Linked DNA regions of Homo sapiens: region 2 is linked to region 1. Evidence: chromatin loops called from intact Hi-C (ENCODE). Cell type or tissue: PC-3. All regions are shown on one strand. Links, peaks and the distances in the headings refer to the core of each region. The heading gives the core; the rest is flanking DNA.

Evidence for each region. A loop is a pair of places that touch in the nucleus more often than their neighbours do. Peaks named below come from ENCODE experiments on the same cell type or tissue, not always from the same donor. Only the 100,000 strongest peaks of a DNase experiment are listed, where the experiment ranks them.
Region 2: a loop joins it to region 1, with 3 times the contacts of the local background. A loop is called at or near these places in 35 of 110 quality-filtered maps.

The regions. Positions count from the first base shown.
Region 1 is chr2:222,053,115-222,061,837 of GRCh38, forward strand. No RefSeq gene overlaps it. Among named protein-coding and RNA genes, the nearest start is that of CCDC140, 240 kb to the right of the region's middle. RefSeq lists an enhancer at 1-497. In PC-3, for the core only: CTCF peaks have their summits at 4,337 (motif pointing right) and 4,538; a DNase peak (open chromatin) is centred at 1,927; H3K27me3 peaks cover 4,561 bases.
Region 2 is chr2:222,567,609-222,576,331 of GRCh38, forward strand. FARSB (phenylalanyl-tRNA synthetase subunit beta) reads right to left here. Exons shown (of 17, transcript NM_005687.5): 17 at 1-4,414. The coding sequence ends at 4,263. Among named protein-coding and RNA genes, the nearest start is that of FARSB, 84 kb to the right of the region's middle. In PC-3, for the core only: no CTCF peak of the experiment used is centred there; DNase peaks (open chromatin) are centred at 1,483, 2,403 and 4,843; H3K4me3 peaks cover 1,307 bases; H3K27ac peaks cover 5,657 bases.

The DNA of each region.
Region 1 (8,723 bases), core at 354-8,353:
TTGTTGGGTCTGGTGCGGAGGGAAGAGTGCTCTAATTAAGTTGGGAGCGGCTCAGAAGGAGCAGAAATAGGCAATGATTCCAGAAGAGGGGAGTTCCAGGAAGCAGCCAGGAGGGAGGGGTGGGAACTCTGATTGCATCCTGGAGCGAGCAACTCATAAAACCCCGAACCCTGCCTCCAAGGCTTTGCCCCAAGGAGCTTCTTAAAACAGAGCCAGAATTCACTTCATTTAAAAGAATAGCTCAGCATGTAGCCACTAACTCCCTCTAGCAGAGGAAGCCCCTTGTTTCTCCCTGAAGAATGCAATGAAGGTTGAGCTTCTATCTTGCCAATTACCCCATAATTAGAACAGCTGATGGCATACTGAAGGGGGTGCGTGTGTAAGTGTGCATGCCTGTGTGTTTTGGGAGAGGAAAATCACTCTTCACCCAAAAAGAAAGCTTGAAAGGATGATGCCCATAATTTGTTCATTATCACCAACCCACTCCTTTGTAGGGCAACATGCTTTGAGTTCGGAAGTAAATCTAGATCCAGTCCTATGCATAGGTACCTTTGTAAAGAGGACATGAAGCCAGGTATTTTAGATTGAATTCTGGTTTCTCAAGTAATGTTTAGAAATGAAGAACTCCCTTCCCATTTAACTTCCTTTAACAACAGTCTGTGCCTGCAATGCCAAACTCTCAGTTTTAAATATTTAGTCCTGCTGAACCTGCATTTATTTGTTTTTATTTTTATTTTTATTTTGAGACAGGGGTCTCACTGTGTTGCCCAGGCTCGTCTCAAACTCCTGATCTCAAATGATCCTTCCACCTCAGCCTCCAAGAAGCTGAGACTACAGGCATGAGCCACCACAGCCAGCTAGACCCACATTTTTTAAAAAAAATTATTTATTTTGCTCATCCTTTAGACAATACTTTTTTTTTTAATTTGGTGTGTGTGTGTGTTATTATACTTTAAATTCTGGAATACATGTGCAGAACGTGCAGGTTTGTTACATAGGCATACATGTGCCATGGTGGTTTGCTGCACCTATCAACCCATCATCTAGCTTTTAAGCCCCACATGCATTAGGTATTTATGCCAATGCTCTCCCTCCTCTTGCGCCCCAACCTCTGACAGGCCCTGGTGTGTGATGTTCCCCTCCCTGTGTCCATGAATTCTCCCTGTTACACTCCCACTTATGCGTCAGAACATGTGGTGTTTGGTTTTCTGTTCCTGTGTTAGTTTGCTGAGAATACGTATGTTTATTGCAGCACTGTTTACAATAGCAAAGACTTGGAACCAACCCAAATGCCCATCAGTGATAGACTGGATAAAGAAAATGTGGCACATACACACCATGGAATACTATGCAGCCATAAAAAAGAATGGGTTCATGTCCTTTGCAGGTACATGGATGAAGCTAGACCTACATTTATCAGATAATTGTGAAGGCAGCCGAAGAATCTTGTCCCCATAAACATGCTTTCTCTCCTAGAGATCTCCAGTACCTCATGAGCTATAGAATATACATGATTTCTAATTATATATAAAGCCAGAAAAATATTGAAATGTGATGATATGCTTTTGGAGGGGCATTTAAAATCTTATGAACTCCCAATTGACAAAGGAAAAATGACCCATACTTAAATTTGACTTCTTTCCTAGTGTTTTTTCTAGTCTTTTCCATGGTTTTTTTTTTTCAGGATTTTTGAATAAGACATTTCAGTCTTTGTAATAAAACCATCAACAGTATCTCAATCCAAATTTCTAACAGTTTACATTCTTAGGAATGTGTGCTTTATTAGACTCATAAACAGTAATAATCGTGATTGCTACAATTTCGTGAATGCTGGTTCTATGCTGGAAACTGTACTAGGTGCATTCTATGGTCTATTGCTAATCCTTAATCACCACCCTGTTTGGCAGATGCTATCATTCCCATATTAGAGAGTAAGATAAAGTTAAACAAGGACTAGAGCTATTTCCCTAAGGGGGAGATGAGGCATTAACCATGCCTTTTCGGTTAATTCCACAAGTAAATAATACTAGATACTCAGTGTCATCATCTCTACAGATTTATTGCCTTCCTTCTGTGGACCAACCTCTTTTCTAGATGTTCATAAACATTGGCTTATTTAATCCTTGCAAAAGTCTCAAGAGATGCCTCTAATTCTCACCAGGGTGGGGGTGAGAAAACTGAAAATCAGCGATATGCTCAGAAATGGCAAAGTTAAGAACCTAACACAGATTTTTTTATGTCAATTTCAATGCCTTTCCACTAAAATCCGATTGCATCCCAGACAAACAAAAATAAGAAAGTCATACTCACTTTTGTAATGTGGCAGGAGCAGCCTGTTTACTGCTGTGCCTTCACTGTCAAAAGCATGCCTGAACTTTTCCCAGCAGGCAGCTGAAAGTGTAGCGGAATTATCAAAGGGGTGCCATTAGCAAGAACTCTGTTCGAATCTGCTGCGATGCAATAGCTTAAGGGAGTGGGTTGTTTATCCCTTAAGGGAACTTAAGGGAGTGGGTTGTTTATCCCTTAACACTTGTTTCTCTATCAGCCAAATGGACATTCTTACCTGTCTCCTCATCATCTTTGGAAATTAAACTCCATGAGGGCAGGGACTTTGTTTATCTTGTTCACTCCTCTTTTCTCAAATGTTTAAAACATACAATACACTTAAAATATTTTTGTAGGGAAAAAGAACATGATTCACAGGTTTTGTAAAGATCAGATGAGTTCATATGTATGAATGTTCTGTTTATTCTTTCTCCCTCCCATCTGAGAGATTAACCTTCAAATTAGGTTAGCTTAGTCTTGTAAACTAGATCTGTCTACACATCTAGATATGGATCCTTCTTGACTTCTAAAAAGCCTTATCTTTTAAGTACAGTTGGAGAATGCCTAAAGCTTTGGGATTTTTAAGATTCAGTGAGTGAAAAACAATTACCAAAATACTTTAATTTGCTTTCTAGCCACTTCATCCATATGACTTTGAATCGAACACTTAAAACTATCTGAGGTTCTGAGAGTGGGGATGCTATTACACTCTTAAGGTTATTACAAATATTAGCCTAAAAGTATAAAGAATATTTTTTCTAAATGAAAAATACTTGTCAAAGCATGCTTGTTAATCAAAACTGCTGTCAGTCTAGATTACAAATTCAGATCATTTATCTTAATGATTTGGCAAGAAGTTTTTAAACTTAATAATTGCATTGACAATAATGATGAGAGCTAATACTCACTGAGAACTTCTAAGGGCTGAGTGCTCACTCCAGCACTTTACATGTGTCCATTCATTGAAACCTCACATCTCTCCTGTGAGATGGGTGTCGTACATGGGTAAGCTGAGGCACAGGCAGGCTAAGTAAAAGATACAACCAGAAAGTAGGGTTTGAAGCCAAGCAACTGGATTCAGAGACTGAGCTCTTAACTACTAAACTGTGTGTGTTTCAACTTCATGATTGAGCCATCTCTTTAGATCAGGGTTCTCTACCTTTTCGCAGATGAACTCCTTCATCAGTCTAACAAAACCTATAGGCTGCCTGTCAGAGTAATGCTCATAATGCTTTAAATAAAATACATAGGATTACGAAGAGAATAAATTACTGTGAAAATAGTTATTTAAATGTTTTTAAAACTAAATGTACAACAAGATAACATATTTGCTTCTTTATTACCTGTTAAATAACAAGAACTGGTGTGAGGGTCTGATCATTGCTGTTATTTAGTAGATGAATAGCATATGTAATGACATGAAAATGTCTCATTTCTTTTGGTGTCGAAATCTCAGGTATTGCTAACACTACCGTGGTTTGCAGCTGACGTTCTTGATTGAAGGAAATGCTAAATTTCAGATTTAGAGTAGTGAAAATAAAGATGTAAATTTTTCCCATCCAAATTTCTGGACCACTGGATTCTGTCCTGCTCTTCTTGAGCAGACCTTCAGTTCAGTAGCCTAACTTTAGAACGTGTTTATTGTTTCCAGGTAACAGAAAACTCTCACTGGCATACTTTGAAATAGATGTAGGTTTTCCTTTTGAAATATCATGGTAGTTTTAACTTGGACTTTGTTGAAACATGACAAATTAAAACATGTCAAAGGGCTTATTTTCTATATAGAGTGCAACTCTTTTCTGTTTAGGCTTAACTATCAAAACTAATTTCAACTGTTGCCACATCACTTGAAGTTCATTAATTAGTGAATATATGGAGATATAAACTCAAGCCAGCCTAATCTAAGAACTGTAATTTAGCCTGCTTGTACATTTCTGTGATACTACAGTACAGTTCTCGAAAACAATCTGTCTTTATTCTATACAACCACTAGATGGCACTAATTGTTTGCTAGTCCTCTTTCTGCCCAAAATTCTACTCCCCCCCTCCACCCTCCATTTCCCACCCCCAAATTGAGAAAGGTTTATCTGGCAACTTTATCCACAAAAACTAAGCGTTGACATATCTTTCTGAAATAAATTAAAGCATTTTTTTCATTCCGTTTTTATCTTTTAAAGACCATTACATCATTTTGTTCTTTCTTCGATTCTCCAGGGGGTTTTTCAAGTCCATTAGAACTTCAGCAATTCAAAATGTTTCGCACCAATTAGAACTAGCTTCTTCAAAACATGGTGTGCTTTTCCAGCAAATGCATGATCCATGGGAAGCCTTGCTTCCTATCTGGGATGCCGGCAACAGAAGCATTTTTAGAGCAGCAAAATTATTGTGTTACATGTCTTCCTGTCACAGCAGCTAGATACTTGTCCTCCACTGCTTCAGAGAAATCACATTTATAGGCTGGTGCATCAGTCCTGGGTCATAAATAGGACAAGGGCTGCACTCAATAAAACATTGGACCAACACACTTCTCAGTGATATGGGATTGGTGAGAAGCATTTTTAAAGGAGTAATAAAATGTAACTATGTTTTAAAACTGTCTCTTGAAATAAGCACATTCTTACATTAGCATCTGAAGTAATGTACTAGCAAGAAGCACAAAAAAAGATATATTTCCAGGAGTACTGAAGTCCTACTGTTGTATTTCTTGGTGTAAAACACATACCACTGTGTTAATTTTCATAATTTTGTATATTGCATGTAGTGTCACATACAATGAACCAATGAGTGCAAGCTACTCTATTAGTCATTTGGATCCAGACGAAGGAATCAGATTGAATGGTTGTCATTGAGGAGGTAGTATCCCCATTCTCTCTGCCTCTGATAGAAATCACCATTGGAGCTGTGAGTGACAACCCTACCTCTGAGCGTGGGAAATCTGATTGTTCATTGTAAATATTTACACCTCCATTTACCATCCAAAGCCAAACATGTGTTTAGCTTCCCCCATTCTAAAATTTCATCGCAGAATCGATCAACCTTCAAAAAGGTTTATTATATCTCCTAAAGTTATGATTGTCAAGAATACAAGACTCCTAATGACATGGATTTTTTTTCCAACAAGAACAGGAAAAAAAGCTGGGTTGGTGGGGAGCAGTAAATTCTCAAAGCTCAAGAGGCTATTGTTAATATTTGTACCACTCTATTGATTTGGGGCAGAGATGTATGGGTCCATGCAGGGGAGGGCAGCCAGAGGAAAAGAGTGGGCTGGCATCAGCCAAAACCCAAAAGAGCTTACATGAATGAAATGAGGCTAGATCACAAAAGGAGTTTGTCTTGTCTCCTGGTTTTCCTGTGGCTGTGTTTATCTGCTTACTGTTGGAGGAATATATATATCCACATGGTATTTGAAAAGCCTTGGCTTTTGTGTCTAATATTCCTAGCCAGTGTGTCAAGTCCCAGAGCACCAAAGTTCATGCAGTTCACCATTGGTTGCAGGTGGCGTCCCCAGGATTCTCTAGCATGGCTCTATGGGCTAAGAGAGAGACTCTTTCTCCAGGGCGGGGAGGGGATGAGGGTATCAATTCCAGAATGCACTTGGCACTCACTCACTGTGGTTCTTTGAAACATTCCAAGAGCAGTTTTCCACAGAGTGAAAAGAAAGTAAGAAGCCAACTCAGTCCCTGGAAATGGAGTGTTAGGGAAAAAAATAATGCTTTCCTGTTCTAATACATTTGTCTTCCTAAAAGCTTCTTTTTTGTACTTTTTTCCAAAAAATTATTATCTTTAGATCTAGATACAGGAAAAACATTTTCAAAGATACATTTGGTTAAGTGCTTTTTAAGCATTTGTTTGGAATTAAGTCTGACATTCTCTTTTTCTCAGATTGCCCTACAAATTAGCACAGAATTATTGGCTTTTACCCAGAGAAAAAGAAGTGGAAAATAATAATAATGGTATGAAAGTATGGACCAGAACTCTGAATCCTGAAAGAGTTTACTTATTTTCCAAGAGAAGGGGTAGGGTGTAGGCAATAGATTTCGTTTGTGTGTGTGTGTGTGTGTGTGTGTGTGCGTGTGTGTGTGTGTGTGTGTGTGTGTTTTATACATGCCATGTAAGAATTATTTCATATTTCGGCCGGGCACGGTGGCTCAAGCCTGTAATCCCAGCACTTTGGGAGGCCGAGGCGGGCAGATCATAAGGTCAGGAGATCGAGACCATCCTGGTTAACACGGTGAAACCCCGTCCCTACTAAAAATACAAAAAAGTTAGCCGGGTGTGGTGGCGGGCGCCTGTAGTCCCAGCTACTCGGGGAGGCTAAGGCAGGAGAATGGCGTGAACCCGGGAGGCGGAGCTTGCAGTGAACCGAGATCGCGCCACTGCACTCCAGCCTGGGCTACAGAGCAAGACTCCATCTCAAAAAAAGAAAAAAAGAATTATTTCATATTTCAAAAACTTTGTTTCTTTGGAAAATCAACCTTGTTGGAGGTAGACGCACCTTTTCCCAATACTTTTGAACATGCCCACTAGTCTTTTCTTTTTCTGGACTTTTTCATCTGGCCTGCTTATATAATTAGACTACAAATCAATCAGTACAGCTCTTGATTTTCTGCAATCTTTAGCTTCAGGCTCTATGATGATATAATGATCTCACCACATTCTGCTTAAGCCAGACAATTGGATCTGCCATTTACCTTAGTGTGCCAGGAGGTGAACATGTACTACATTTCAGGAAAAACAGACCGATTTGTTCAGGTGTGAGCAGTGGTTTCTTAACCGCCAAAGCATTCCAGTTCAACAAGATGTTCCAGGAAAATATAATTTTGGAACCAGTTGGTTCAGCTCTAGGTAGGAGAGGCTGCTTAATTACTCTCAGGTGGTCTCCAGCAAGAACAGTGTCTCAGCTTCACAGCAACCAAAACCTGCCTGCAGATAGGCAGGCCTTACCCATAAACCTTCAAGGATAAGAGATGGAAAGTGAACTGGGCCAGGTCTACTTCACGACAGCAGTTACTGGAAAGTGCCAGAACTAAATCATGGGCAGAGAGGGAAGGAGGCACTAGGTGGAGGGCATGGTAAAACAGAACCTGATGTCTCAGATTCCCCAAGATCTTAATCAGAGTCACTCTGTGCTGTTTTACTGTCTGCATTCCTACCTTTCTCCAGCCACTTCCCATTACTTTATCTCCCACTTGAAAAGGTTTCGTTTTTTCATAATCTGAAGCAGTTCTACGGATGAATCCAGTCCAGTTTTTTGAGCTGCGGGTCAGGTATGTCCTGAAACCACTTTCTCCCTCATTCTACTTCACGCAAACGTAAACAACGCAAAGGGCTGCAGGAGAGAGACACCCCGGGGAAACTAATCTTGTGACAAATTTGCTTTTCTTAGTTGTTTTCCAAAAACTTAAATTCCAAAGTTTTCACTGAGCTACATTCTATTAAAAAAACAATTCTTTCCCAGCCGTGTAACTGAAGTACATCCTACCCTGGAAAAAGATCAAGGACTATTAACGGCTAAAGAAGATAATTTCAGTGCTTTGACTTAACAGACAAGAGGCCATCTTCCTGTAGGGCACAGAGGGAAACCTAGTTTATGCAGGTTTATTTGTTCATATGATGGCAAAAGAGAGAAACCATCTCAATTTACAAGCTAAGACAACTTAACATAGAGATCATGAAAAAAACACAGTTTGGGAAACGGTGGGAAAGAAGTTAAAATCTATGAGCAGAAAAAAAAAATGAGTTGTAGCCAATGGCCAGGGTTTTTCATTAAGCTAAATCATAACCAAACATTAATAGGGATCAGAGCTAGATCCAAATATTAAATATATCAGTAATGATAACCAGTGGTATATTAATGACATGTCATTAATGTAAGAGGCAGTGGAGAAAAATGCTTATAATATAATGTGATCTTAAAAGCAGAATGCATCTTTGGCTAGAGTCACAGAGTGAAGAAAAAGAAAAATTAATTTTAAAAAAGCAGAATGCAATTTAAAGACTACAAAATGACATATACAATATTACTTTGACAATCGTAAAAGATTAATATGAATAAAGACAAAATGGAATATGCAAAAATAGTAATAGTTGTTACGTAGACAACAGAATTAAATATTTTTTCTTCTTTCCAATATTGTCAATTTACTTCACATTTTTAAAAGATTAACTTCCAAATCAAAGAAAAAAAGGAACCAAGAAGATTGTGCAAATCGGAAATGGAAGTCACTGCCTTATCAGAAAAATGCCATAATCAAAACAGTGTATCTTCGTGGAAGGCCCAGCTGCAAAAACACAAATCTAACCTCAAGACTATCAGCTTATTCAGGTAAAGTCACTGATCAATTTGGGCCAAAGCATGAGGCACTGGTTTTAGTTACTCAACTTGAAAACCATCCCCA
Region 2 (8,723 bases), core at 512-8,511, 510 kb after region 1:
ACATGTTTTAAATTCAAAACACATCCTTTGACCTAGCGACTTCTACATCTAAGATGTAAGGTACTGGAATAATATATAGTTCAAGTACAAACGTCACATCAAAGAAATATCTAATGAACTCTATGCATCTCTGAATGTGTCTGTCAAATGTGGATATTTATACAGTCTTGCACCCATTAGGACTGGTTTTCCTTGGGGTCCTAAGCCAGTGCTATTTAGCAGGATAGGGGGTTCATTGGAGCAGTGTTTATAATTGCAAACAGTTGGAAACAACTGAATGTCCACCAACAAGGGAATAATTGAACAATTACGGACATCTGTACAATAGAATATTACCTCATTTAAAAGAATGAGATAGGTCTATAGGCACTGACCTGAAAAAATGGGGCATATTAAGTGAAATGTCATGAGATATATGTAAAATAAAAAACAAAACTTGTTGCAAACCAGTAAGTAGAGCATGACCCCCAAAAATGTGAGCAGGTGTGTGTGGCTGACTGTACAAATCAAGGAAAATGTCCAAACTAAGGAACAATACAGGCTAAATTGTTAACAGCAGTTAGTTACTTCAGGGAATCAGGAGGAAGAAAGGTAGATTAACTCAGTAAGGCCACAGTTTGCAGAGTTTTTTTAAAGTATTGGACTTAACAATTTTTAACTTTTTGTCTCCCATTATTTTTATATTTTTAAAAAGTGTAGAAAGTCCCATTATTTACTTTCGCATAAATAAGTAAATAATGCAAATCAGTGAGTGGTCTGTGGACTCCAAGTCACTCTTTTATAGTGTCTCAAACTCATTTATTGGCTATGTGACTTCTGAGTAAGTTATTGATCTCTCTGAAACTCAACTGTTTTCACCCTACACATCAGGGAGAATTCCTACTCTCATACCGTTATTAAACCAAAAAAATTAAAATGTGAAAAAAGATCAATTCAAAAATAATTTAAAAACAGAAGAGCAGGCTGGGCGCCTGTAATCCCAGCACTTTGGGAGGCAGAGGTGGACAGATCGCCTGAGGTCAGAAGTTCGAGACCAGCCTAGCTAACGTGGTGAAACCCCGTCTCTACTAAAAATACAAAAATTATCCAGGCATGGTGGCACACACCTGTAGTCCCAGCTACTCGGGAAGCTGAGGCAGGAGAATTGCTTGAACCCAGGAGGTGGAGGTTGCAGTGAGCCAAGATTGTGCCATTGCACTCCAGCCTGGGTGACAGAGCGAGACTCCGTCTAAAAAAACAAAAAACAAACAAAACTAGAAGAGCACTGCAGGACTGTGAGGCTGTAGTGGTAGAATTTAAGTTTTTTCTAAGCTAGAACAAAAATCAATTCCATTTAATTTTCACTTTAATACTAGAGCTCCCAGTTTTTACTAAGAAGGTGTGCATCTTCTGTAATAAAGGCTTTTGGCAGTACTCACAGACTGCCCTGGCTCCAGTTCAAATGCTTCACCAGGGACAAGTGTAAGATGATCTGGCTGCAGAGCCTCGACTCATGAGCTGGATTCGCTTCTTCCAATGCAGCCGACACTGTTTTTCTGCCTACCATTTCCTGCTTCCGAGGGCAGAAACATCTACATGATGCATGGAGTTGATCTTTCCCCTTTCATGCTGGGATATACAATTAGGCATTAGTGGGTTTTTCATTACAAGTAATTTTGGCCACCCCCAAAAATATCCAGGTGGGTAGCTGCTGACAGAACAAATGGTTCCACCTACTTCAACAAGGGCTATCATATGATGATCCATAAGCCATGATTTTAACTAGAGCGAACCTGAAACTAAGGGAGAATATATCATTAATAGCTGTGGACCAGTGAGCCACCTTGAGCACAACTGCCAATTCTACAGTTCAGGCTATTTCTCTAGGCATTTATCAACTGGTGTTATGTAGTTAAAATCAGTAAAATACTACATGTTACATTACATTCTTTTTCTCCCAGCTTTACAAAGGTATAACCTACACCTGAAGTACACCTACCACCTCAATTAAGATAAAATTTCCATCACCCCAAAAAGTTTTCTCTTAACCCACTGCAGTCAGTTCTCTTTCCTGAGGTCCTGCCGACCACCTGCTTTTGACTTTTTTAGACTCTCAGGTAAATAGAATTAAATAGAGTCTTTTGTGTCTCTTGCTTTCACTTAGCATACTGTTTTGAAATTCATTCATGTTGTTTTGAGGATCAGTAGTTCATTCCTTCTTATTGCTGAGAAGTATTTCATAGTATGGATATACTGCAATTTGTAACTACTATAAGTAACACTGTGAACACTTGCATAAAAATCTTTGGCCATATGGGTAAACCTAGGAATAGAATGGCTAGATGGTAGGTGTATGTTTCAAGAGACTGCCAAGCTGTTTTCTAAAGTCACAATGTAACATTTTACATTGTGACTCACCAGCAGTGCATGAAAGTTCCACTTGCTCCAGTCTCAGCAGTATTTGATTTATGAATCTTAAATTTTAGCCATTTTAATGGGTATGCAGTTTGTCATTGTGAATTTTAGTTGCATTTCCCTGATGACTAACGATGTTGAGGATCTTTTCAAGTGCTCATTCATATGTCATCTTTTGGGAAATGTTTGCTCAACTCTTGCACATTTTTAAAAAACAGTTGTTTTATTTTTACTATTAAGTTTTATTATTAAGTTTTAAGAAATCTTTATGCATGCTGGATACAAGTCCTTTTGGCATGCATTATTTTTAGAGGGCATATTTCATTTTTAAAATGTTGTAAGGATCTGCTTATAACAGAGCTGTGAAGGGTCAGCTGGAAGTGTGTGTGTTCACAAATCTTACAGAGTTAGACACTGCTGCCCCAATTCAAGGTTGTAATATGGTCAGGTTTTCTCCTAGTAGTAGACTCAGCAAAAGATCCATAAACATAATTCTTATTTCACTATCTTTGTTAGCTACTTCTTCTTTTTTTTTTTTGTAGACAGAATCTCACTCTGTCACCCAGGCTGGAGGGCAGTGGCACAATCTGGGATCACTGCAACGTCCACCTCCTGGTTCAAGAGATTTTCCTGACTCAGCCTCCCAGGTAGCTGGGACTGCAGGCCCACACCACCATGCCTGGCTAATTTTTATATTTTTAGTGGAGATGGCATTTCACCATGTTGGTCAGGCTGATCTCGAACTATTGGCCTCAAGTGATCTGCCCACCTCAGCCTCCCAAAGTGCTAGGATTACAGGCATGAGCCACAGCGCACCCAGCCTTTGTTAGCTATTTCTACTGGGACTTTAAAGTATTATATTTTATCATATTTCTTATTACTTCAATAGTACCTGGGAACTTGTCTCAAACATGAGACCCAGCTTTTTTCCAGAGATGGTACCTACTGGAGAATTCTAGATTGAAGTAAGAAAGGAAATTAGGATATAAAACAAGGAGGATTGGCTGAAGCTTAGCTTCAGAAAAAGAGAGGTCTAATATCTCCCTGGGACAATAGAGAAACTAGTAGCTCAATTAAGTATTTAAAACCATGATTTTATAACTGACTGATTACAGTAACATGTATGGCCTATGGCAAAAATAAGCTTCTCATTGTTTCCTAATGTTCATACTGCATTGATATCAATACTTGTCCATTTTAACTCTTACAGCAGAACAGATCTTTGTTGCATGTACTCTATCTTAGAGTATCACAGATAGAGTAAAAAATACCTATGCACCCTCACATATTTTGAATCCTTGTATTACAGATTTTTCTTTCACTTTAAACTGACCTCAGAAGCTATAATTGTTGGACCATAATTGATTCTTAAACGTTTTCTAAAAATATTGTTATTTTAGTGTTTCTCAATGATGAATACATGTCAAATGTAGAAAATCAAAGCTAAACCCCTCAGTTATCTCGAACTCATGCAACATGAATTCTCATCGATTATCTTGTTTTATCAATAAGGAAAGAAATGGGATCTTGTTATGCAGGAGTAATCCGTTCCAATGTGATGTTCTGATGTCTGAGGAGCACGTCTGCCTTTCAGAACAGATCCTGCACTCTGCTAGTGCATTTCTCCAGCACTCCACGGGGCTTTTACCCAACAATGCAGCTTCACACACAGACACCACACTGGTATATGGCACAAGCTGGCCTAATATGCAGGGAAAGGATGGTCTCTACCCACACAGCCAGACAGTGCTTTCTACTTTATTAAACATCAAAGCCCAAATAGATGTTCCCTGTGGAGGAGGACTTAAGGACACTAGGGGAGGAGAAAGGGACACCTGGGAAGAGAATCACACCACAGAGACCAATCTTCACAAAAAGGGTCCAACATTGATTTCTAGGGAGGAGCAGGGCATGGTCAGCTCAAATTTGGTGATAACGTCAGGATGAAGGACCCCAAGCTTCCCGACGCTTTGACCCCTGGCAAAGATCTCTGCACATCGCCCGGGGAAGAAAGCAGGCCCTGAAAAAGAGAAAGTAAGAGAAAAATCAATGTTTCTTCTGGCAAAACATCAATAGACATTTAACACTAAAAGCCCACTAGTCTACTTTAAAAATAACTATTCTTTAAATCACTGGCTATGAAAAGAGAACGCTTCCTCATACTTTCTAGTATTTAAAAGAAGGATTTGCTATCAAGAAACTCTTGCAAGGAAAAAATCCGGGGCAAATATGAAAATAAGGGCCCTGTATTTTTGGTAACAGGGACCCGAGCAGGAAGGATGAAATCATGGAGGCTGCTGAAGGTCCACAGTCAGAAGTCCTAGGGGAACTCTGCCTGCACTTGGAACTGGTCCTAAAAAGGCCAAAAGGAAAAAAATGAAACATAAAACTGATGAACTTAATGGGAAGAACCTGTTTTCAAACAGGTTTTTCCATAGCAACGCTCACTGGATAAGACATCGACACTGAATTCATTTGCTCTGTACAACTCTTCCTCACTCTTTCTCACCTTATTACATAAAGAAACTGGAGCCGCCGTGTCATAGGCCGGCTACTGGGGGAACCACACCTCTGATGACAGGCCATGCTACCAGAAGGCAACCCACATTCCCATCTGAAAAGAGCTTTCTAAGCAGTTCTGAAGCATCTACTGTAAAACCACAGCAAAGGCCAGCCTAACACAAGTCTGGGTTGATGCCTCATTTACTTCAAGACAGGCAGAAAGTTCTCTTTATCTGGGTGCCAATGCACTGATACAGCTTACCAAGGCAGTAACAGTTCTTGAGATTTACAGAGCTAAAAATGAACATATGGGCCCACTCCATATTCATGAAATTACCAGTGCCACAGTAAATTATCAGTGTTCTGTACTCTTCTGAAGTTTACAAATATGCTGACTCACTGCTCTCACCACCAACTTGAAAAGGGATCAGGCCTGCAGCTCCTGACAGATTCAACAGAAACATTTACTGGCATAAACTATAAACACCCATGCAGAGCTGGGCCACAGTGTCCAGCCTGCCACTTCAGAGTGAGTGCATTATTGATGAAAGAGTAAACTGCTGAGTCTCTACTAATGGTTCCAAGGTCAGCATGCTTAGGAAATACAGAATCAGGTTGGAGGGGAGGGGAACCGGCTACTGTCAAGTTAGTACCACAGAGACAAAGGACAATTACATATATTTCTTGACCAGCAGAGAAGGATCTTTGTTTATATTTCTGGGGAAAGAGCTGGAAAATATTCTAAATTGTCATTCTTAAGTAAACCCAAAGCAACAGAGGTGAAATATTAAGGTGGCCTCTTTTTCACATCTCTCCAAACTAAACAATTCTGCCTCACTGTCTTTTAAAGCAAGAATTTCAGTGACTGCATTTAACTATCTGGCTCTGCACACTAATCCACACTTGGGGTGAGGGATAGGGAGGGAAACCAAATAAAACAATGCAGAAACCAAACCCAACTAATATTATAGAGCCTTAGTTTCATATTAATATGAATATTCACATTCATATGAATATTACTAAATCTGATAAAGATGGCACATTTTAATTCTATCAAAATAAATGTCTAACTTAAAAGACAAAACTCTCCTCCCCTCGACTCCCCAAAGGAGAAGAAAAATCTTCAAATGACATGTAAGTGAAGATTATATAAGGTGTTGATGGTAAGCAATATAATCAAGAACTGCAGAACTGGAAGGACTGCTGGGAATTATTTATCCCAGCACCCCAGCACCCCTATACAGAGCTAGACTTGAATACAACCACACTACCTGAAAAAAGACACCAGCTTGCTGTGGTTTTTATGAACTTTTATCTTATTAATAGATTCAACGGGTACGTGTTCAAGTTTGTTACCTGGGTATATTGTGTGATGCTGATGTTTGACACCAGTCTATTTTTAAGGGACACTCAGAAAGGCAATGTTCAGGATCTTCCCTGATAACTTTACTGTGTTTAAGAATCCTCATTGTACCAAAATCCATCCTTTCATCTATCTTCAATTCCAATTTGATTGGTTTCATTTTTACAAGCATAAAACCAAACTATTTTGGAATCTAAGCCAGATGTGCTAGTTCTAACAATGTTAGCAAAATAAAGCCTAAGAGATAAGAGCTTAGAATTTTTACTTCATAAAACAACTTTTCGAATCAGCACTTTTTTTTTTAGCAAAATTCAGTTATATTCTTCTTCAGTTGCCAGATCTACCTCTCTCCAGAAGTTGGGATCAAACTTTGCTTTAGCTCATTAATCAGTTAGGTACTTGATCAGACAAAAAATATTTGTGTCACTAAGTATAATTTTCCCTCTTTCCAAAGAAAAGCAAAAAAGAACTAAAATTCATACTATGCTTTATTTAAAACATATCCAAGCATATGAGTATTCTACATAACATAAATATCAAAAGCTCTCACCTGTCACCTGGACACATAGACCCATCCAGGCCACTGCAGCATCTCAAACTGCTCTGGGGTCAGAAGGCCTTCACAGCGGTCCAATGGAGCTGACAGCACATACAGGAGCCTGCTGCCCTCTTGTCCAATACTAATCATCCTCCCCTACCAACTCACACGTAAAAAGGAAGCATGCTGCCCTATCATCCAATACAAATTATCCTTCCCTACCAACCCACATGTAAAAATGAAGCCCAGTCATAAGATTCCTGTATAAACTCGACTTTGCTGAAACTGCACACTTTATATCTGACCTTGTGAAAAATGAAAAAATGGCAAGTTAAAATTGTCATCACAGGTTAAACACTTCTTGTGATTTTCTTATCGACTCCTCTTTTCAGCAAGGTTAAGGTTCTGTCCTCCTCATACACAAATTAAGTGGTACGCACATAAAAGCTCCTTCAAGTTGTCTATTGGTACAACAGAGAGAACCTAAAAAATGTGCCACTTGACAGATATTACATGTAAACTAGAAATACTGAAGGAAAATATAACGTTACTAAAACAGAAGTATTTCTTAGTGCTTTTGAAAACCTTTAAGGTTCAAACCAAACTTTGCAGGCAGAAGGGAATTGCTTCAAAGGATAGAAGAGAGAATAACTACTTCACTAAGAAAACAAGGGAGATATAGCTGACCTGGGCAACCATTAGGCCCTAGAGTTCAAAGATGAGAGCATCTCTCTCCACTGTTGGCAGAAAGGGGGTAGTTGAGCACAATAACTCCGGTAGATTAATGTGATCATAGTGCTCTAGCTAGGACTAATGTGCCGTAAAGCAGAGTATTTCCAGAAATAAAAACAGTCACATCGAAATGGAACAAAATATGAGTCTAGGCTTGTGAAAAATCAGACCTGGGTGGTAGCCAAAGGCTAACCTTATAGCATCAACAAACAAAAACATATTTTTAGAGAAAGAGCAGCATGCTGTGTCTAGAAACATAAAGTTGCCATTTCAAAGAAAATGACATTGCTTTGTGAAATGGGAATTCTAAAATTCAAATTCTATAAAGTACATTAGTTTTCTCTTACTGATGTTTCAAGATGTGTAGTATTACAATTTTCAATCTAAGCCCAAAATGCTCCCCAGCAAAAAGCCTCCGAGCCCGCTTTTCTACCTACTTCCTTATACTGGTTAAACTCTCAGCTTTGCTGCTATCACAGTAAACGGCTTCCAACATAAAACAGATGTGGGGGAAATAGTGTTCTCTGTTGAAATACATGTGAAAGTCTGGACAAAAGAAACATCAGGTAAGCACAAAAAAGAATTCAATTTCCAAAACTTAGTGGGGTGTTAGTAAGTCCCTTAATTAAAGCCTTTGTAGCATCTCCTAGAGGTCTGTAATTGTCTCTGTGCTCAGACGGCAGGACCACTCTGAGGACCTTGGGGGTAATTCCTGGGCCTGTAATCCAGCACAGCACCCAGGCTTTAGCACATTTTCTGGCTAATTGACCATCAAAGAGTTTGTAAGCTCCCTCTCTTGCTCATTGCTAAACACTTTTCACAGTTTCTTTTTGCCTCATCTTTTTTTTTTTTTTTAAAGAGAAATATTATAGGCCCAAAGTTTGGATAAGCTTTACACGTAGAGTCATTCCTATAATTTTAGGGAGCATCAGAAGTAGAAGCTTAAGGAGGTAACTGAGCAGACCCCCTAATCTGAAAACATCAGAAGGTGTTATCAAGCACCTTCTTAATCAGGGTCTTAATTCCTGATCTTCATCCCCCTGCCACTGGCTATATTCGACTCAATCATTTGGTATTTTATTTAGCCCATCTGTAAAAAGTCATCTACTCATACAATTTTATTTTTCCTTTTTTTTTTACATTACTAATACATGATGTGAGGCTCGAACCCACATATTGTACTGCTTGCAATCT